Linked DNA regions of Homo sapiens: region 2 is linked to region 1. Evidence: chromatin loops called from intact Hi-C (ENCODE). Cell type or tissue: ovary. All regions are shown on one strand. Links, peaks and the distances in the headings refer to the core of each region. The heading gives the core; the rest is flanking DNA. Region 1 overlaps SDF2 (stromal cell derived factor 2). Region 2 overlaps PROCA1 (protein interacting with cyclin A1).

Region 1 (2,900 bases), core at 111-2,610:
AGCACTTTGGGAGGTCAAGTTTCACTCCCAGAGTGCTGGGATTACAAGCGTGAGCCACCACGCCCAGTATGATTTGTATTTTTTATAAATATTTTAATGTTGTAGAAGAAAAAATATTGCCAAGCATAGCATTTTTCTCCCCACCCCTTCTTACCTGTTTAATGACACGGCACAATATTGGCCATAGGCAAGAAGGGTGAGGCTGAGCTCACTTGCTGTTTTTTTTTTTGAGGAATGGGTACCAAATTTATTTGTTAATTTCTTGCATTTGAAGTACACAGTCACATCCTTGGCCTGAAATTCTTTGCTGTAGCCCTTCACTGTGACACAACTGCAACCAACCACTTTACAAAGTTTTCCTTGTCTATCAGTTTTACAAAGGCTTAGCCATGTCTCTGGTTTCTTAAGGTCATCAACCTTAATTGGGTTGATTTGGTGTTCGGCACAAAGGGCCACCCCTAGCTTGACATACATAGGCTCTTCACATTTGGATGCAAGCACGCAAAGATGGGCTTGGCCCTTGTCTAAGGCTTTGGCAGCTTTGCAGGTTCCACCTGCTAGGCCATCATGGCTGAGGGCGGTCTTCAGTCTCTTGTAGAGCAGTATTAATATCCATTACACCTCCAGCAGCGTGTCTTCCTTGGTCATGGTGGTGGGTTACAGGTGAAGGTGAATCTTGAGCGCACTCAAGCTTCTGTCTCTGAGCATGTTGTCCATGGCAGAGAAAGAGAGTTGCCTTTCTTTTCTTAACTGCAGGTAGTGGGCAGCAGTCAGTGACAGGTGTAACCTCTGTGGATGACAGCAACAGTTACTGGAGGATACGGGGGAAGAGTGCCACAGTGTGTGAGAGGGGAACCCCCATCAAGTGTGGCCAGCCCATCCGGCTGACACATGTCAACACTGGCCGAAACCTCCATAGTCACCACTTCACTTCACCTCTTTCTGGAAACCAGGTGAGGTGGCTTTCGATGGATTGTTGCTGCTCTGCATTACTCAGTGGGTGCTTGTTTGATCTCTTGGTTCTTAAATGTTTCTTTTCTAGGTGTAGATGTTCTCTTTTGTGCAGACCTGGGGAAATGGCTCTATTTTTGTGTGGGTTTTTGTTGTTTTTGAGACGCAGTCTCACTCTGTCACCCAGGCTGCAGTGCAGTGGCATGATCTTGGCTCACTGCAACCTCCGCCTCTGGGTTCAAGCAAGTCTCCTGCCTCAGTCTCCCAAGTAGCTGGGATTACAGGCGCATGCCACCATGCCTGGCTAATTTTTGTTTTTATTTTTATTTTTTTGAGATGGAGTCTCACTCTGTCACCCAGGCTGGAGTGCAATGGCATGGTCTCAGCTCATTGCAACCTCTGCCTCCTGCGTTCAAGCGGTTCTCCCACCTCAGCTGCCCGAGTGGCTGGGACTACAGGCGTGTGCCACCACACCTGGCTAATTTTTTTTTTTGTATTTTTAGTAGAGATGGGGTTTCACTGTGTTGGCCAGGCTGGTCTCGAACTCCTGACCTTGTGATCTGCCCACTTCGGCCTCCCAAAGTGCTGGGATTACAAGTGCAAGTCACCGCGCCTGGCCTGATTTTTGTATTTTTAGTAGAGATGGGTTTTCACCATATTGGTCAGGCTGGTCTCGAACTCCTGACCTCAGGTGATCCACCCGCCTCTGCCTCCTGGAAGTGTTGGGATTATAGGCATGAGCCACTGCACCCAGCCGGCTTTGTTTTATAAGTGTGAAGAAAATTGTTTCTGGTCAAAGTGGAGACAACAACTAAACCAAATCAAGAAATGGGAAGGACAGACAGACTGGGTATACATCAGCATATCATAAGTTCTGATATTCTGCAATAAAGAAACCCAATGTTTTCCAACTTGCAGTGTTTTTTTTTTTTTTAATGATGCTAACTAGTTACATTAGGAAAATAGATTTGCTTTTGTGTCACTGTTTTTTGTTTTTAAACAGGGTCTTGCTCTGTCACCCAGGTTGTAGTGTGATCTTGCTCACTGCAGCCTCAGCCTCCTGGGCTCAAGCAATTCTCCCACCTCAGCCCTCACTACAGGCTCACGCCACCATGCCTGGCTAATTTTTGTATTTTTTTTGGTAGATACGGGGTTTTGCCATGTTGCCTAGGCTGGTCTCAAACTCCTGAGCTCAAGCTATCTGCCTGCCTCAGCCTCCCAAAGTGCTGGGATTACAAGCATAAGCCAGTACACCCAGCCTTGTGCCACTGTTTTAAGCCTTGAGTTGTCAGGGGATGTGGACACCTTAATGACTCCTTCCCTGTCCCCAGCCCCTGTATGCAGTTTTCCCTATTAATATCTTACCTTCGAAGGGTAAATTTGCTATATTTAATGAAGCAATATTGATACAGTTTTATTAACTAAAGACCATAGTTTTTTTCTGATTCCCTTGTTTTGTTTTGTTTTGTTTTGTTTTTTGAGACAGAGTCTCGCTCTGTCCCAGGCTGGAGTGCTATGGCGCGATCTCAGCTCACTGCAACCTCCGCCTCCCAGGTTCAAGCTATTCTCTTGCCACAGCCTCCTGAGTAGCTGGGATTACAGGTGCCTGCCACCACGCCCGGCTGATTTTTGTATTTTCAGTAGAGACGGGGTTTCACCATGTTGTCCAGGTTGGTCTCGAGCTCCTGACCTTGTGATCCACCCACCTTGGCCTCCCAAACTGCTGGGATTACAGGCGTGAGGCCTCCGTGCCCGGTCCCTTAGTTTTTACCTAATGTTCTTTTTCCATTCCAAAATACCACATTACATATACTTGCCATGTCTCATTAGGCTGTTCTTGGCTGTGACAGTTTTTCAGGCTTCCCTAGTTTTTGATGACCTTGACAGCTTTGAGGAGTGCTGGTCAGGTGTATTGTAGATTGCCCCTCTGTTGGAATTTGTTTTTCTTG
Region 2 (2,900 bases), core at 94-2,593, 50 kb before region 1:
GGGCCTTAGGCAGTGTCAGAGGTGAGGCAGTGGTGGTAGACCGGGGAAACTCCTGTCTTCAGGACTGGCATTGAGCTGAGCAGCAGAGGTGGGGGCCTTTCTCCAGGGCTTTTCCCTAACCCCAAATTCTCACCCCAGCAGCTTCTTCCTGTGCCCTGGGAAAGGGGATGTGGTCTCTGTGCTGCCTAAAAGGGTGCTTAGGCTGGGGGTGGGTCATTCGAAAGCCTGGGGCTCTAGGGACTGGGGAGAGTGTGGGAAGGTGCTGAGTGAAGAGCAGGGAAAGGATCAAGAAGGGGGCATGGGAAGGGAGGGGAGTGAGAAAGGTGTCAGGCAGGAGAAAAAAAGGGGCTTGAAGGAGAAGGGAGGAGGGGGAAGTGGGGAGGGAAGGACGAGTCAGAAGCTAAGGAGCATGATGCAGGCCTTAGCTCCTGGCCAGGCTGTGAGAGATCAGCGTGGGCCAGGGCAGGTGTAGGAACTGAGGATGCTGCGGCTCTGCTGCTCCTGGGGCTGTGGGGTGCCATAGCAGGAGGGCCTTCTCCTACCAGGCGCCTTGTGGAGCAGGGCTGCCACTCATTGTCAGCACCTGGTTGAGGGGCAGGCAGGAGCTGGTGGAGGCCTCCCACTGGAGGGAGAGGACAGAAGTAACAGGGAATCACAGGACTGCAGGGGGCTTGATAAGGGTCTCCTGTGTATCAGACATGGAACCAGACACTTTGCTGGGACATGGGGTTACTCTGCGGCCAAGTTACTACTACTGAAGCAGAAACACTTCTTGGGGTGGACAGCTGGTGGTGGCAGGTGAATTTGGTGAGGTTTTAGCTTGAGCTGTGGGAAGACCCAGAGGTCTGCGGCTGCTACTGATGACCCAGACTCCTGCCCCCTCAGGTGACTGCAAGGAGCCTGACAAGTGCTGCTGGAGACACAAGCAGTGCACTGGGCACATCATCTACCCTTTCGCCTCTGACTGTGTCCGCCACAGCCTGCACCTACACTCTGTCAACCACTGCAACTGTAATTCTAGGTGAGGGCCCGCCCCCTTGGGGGACCCATGGCAGAGCCAGGTCCGAACTTTCATTGTGGTCTCCCCTTCAACCTTTGGTTTGCCTCTTCAGCTTTGAATTGGTGCTGCCAGCCCAGTCCCAGCTCTGCACACCTTGCTCTGCTCTAAGAGAAATGGGGAGGAGGTCTGTTGGCCTGAGGCAGGCCCAGCGGAAGCCCACTGTCCCTCAGGCTTCTGGCTCTGGGTCCCTGGGGGAGTGATGGGAGCCAGGCTGAGAGTCCCATGTGTGGCAGGCTGAAGGACTCTTCAGAGGATAGCAGCAGCTCCCGGGGCGCGGGCCCAACCTGCTCCCATGTCATCGAGTCCCCTTGCTTTGAGCTCACACCGGAGGAGGAGCATGTGGAGCGATTCCGGTATGGCTGGTGAGTGAGCCCCGGTGGGCTGATGGGGAAGGGGCCTCTACAGGGCACTGCCCCCCACTCTCTGTCAAACTTCCCCCGTTGTCCCTTCTCCCAGGTGCAAAAGCTACAGACCTGTCTCTGTGGCAGTGATCCACCATCCACTCTACCATGAGTGTGGGGCAGATGATCTAAATGAAGAAGAGGAAGAGGAGGAGGAGGAAAGCAAGCCCCCCATCCCGACACAGGTGGGGCCCGCCACCGCCTCCCCTGACCTAGGCACCAGCATGGCCACTGGTACCCCTGACTCCACAGCGCCCATCACCATCTGGCGCTCTGAGAGCCCCACAGGGAAGGGTCAGGGCAGCAAGGTGATCAAGAAGGTAAAGAAGAAAAAGGAAAAAGAGAAAGACAAGGAGGAGATGGATGAGAAGGCAAAGCTGAAGAAAAAAGCCAAGAAAGGCCAGTTGACTAAGAAGAAAAGCCCGGTTAAATTGGAGCCTTCCCCGCCAGACGTGAGCCGATCATTAAGCGCAAGACAGCTGGCCAGGATGTCCGAGTCCAGCCCAGAAAGCCGGGAAGAGCTGGAGAGCGAGGACAGTTACAATGGCCGGGGGCAGGGAGAACTGTCCAGCGAGGATATTGTGGAATCATCATCGCCCAGGAAGAGAGAGAACACAGTCCAGGCCAAAAAGACAGGGGCAAAGCCCTCACAAGCCAGGAAGGTAAACAAGAGAAAATCTCCCCCAGGATCAAACCCCAACCTCAGTTGAGGCCAGGGTGGTCAGGGTGCAGAATAAATGCCATCGAGCCTGTGGCTGGCCCTCTGCTGCTGTTCTCTCCCTCCAACCTGGCTGTTTCTTGCGGGGCAAGGGGTGGGCTCAGGGCTGCAGGGGTTTCTCAAAGGCAATCCAGCTTTCACAAAGGAAGCCCATGGGAAGGCAGGTGGGAGGGAAAGGAAGGGGCACAGCCCTATTTCTTCCTACCTGCTAGGACAAGGTGGAAGAGTGTATCTGGGGTGGGAAGGAGGGCTTCCCCTCTCTGCTGCGAGAGACTGGTCTGTGTGAAATCCACTTCTGGGACAGGCAGTACTGTCTGCAGCGATACCCCCAATAAACGGAACTTTTTAACCCACTCTGTGCCACTGTGCCTGGCCTTTCCCTCCTCTAAGTGGCTCTGCAGAAGGTGCTCGTGGTACTACCAGAGACTGACCTTCCCAGCTGGTGGTCTAGCTCCTCCCTTGTAGCCCTTTTGTGCTGAAGGGAGCTGACTTGAGTTCCTGGCAGAGCTGGCCCCTTCCCCCAGATCTTGATGAAGAAAAACAAGGGGAGGGAGTGTGCCACGTCTGGGCAGCAGTGGCCTTTTCTGACTTCTCTGCTGAGCCCCAAGCAAAGGAAAGGGAGCCAGAGGCCCCACTCTCCCAGCATTGACTCACAGAGCTGTGAGACGAAGCCCTTGTGCAGAAACAGGGATGGCAGGAGTTCAGAACAAAAAATGCAGTG

The links. A loop is a pair of places that touch in the nucleus more often than their neighbours do. Peaks named below come from ENCODE experiments on the same cell type or tissue, not always from the same donor. Only the 100,000 strongest peaks of a DNase experiment are listed, where the experiment ranks them.
Region 2: a loop joins it to region 1, with 2.4 times the contacts of the local background. A loop is called at or near these places in 50 of 110 quality-filtered maps.

What each region holds. Positions count from the first base shown.
Region 1 is chr17:28,653,340-28,656,239 of GRCh38, reverse strand. SDF2 (stromal cell derived factor 2) reads left to right here. Exons shown (of 3, transcript NM_006923.4): 2 at 757-953. It also overlaps the pseudogene RPS12P28. Among named protein-coding and RNA genes, the nearest start is that of SDF2, 7.1 kb to the left of the region's middle. In ovary, for the core only: no CTCF peak of the experiment used is centred there; no DNase peak of the experiment used is centred there.
Region 2 is chr17:28,702,829-28,705,728 of GRCh38, reverse strand. PROCA1 (protein interacting with cyclin A1) reads left to right here. Exons shown (of 5, transcript NM_001366301.1): 3 at 886-1,021; 4 at 1,294-1,422; 5 at 1,517-2,532. The coding sequence ends at 2,171. Among named protein-coding and RNA genes, the nearest start is that of PROCA1, 7.6 kb to the left of the region's middle. In ovary, for the core only: no CTCF peak of the experiment used is centred there; a DNase peak (open chromatin) is centred at 1,360.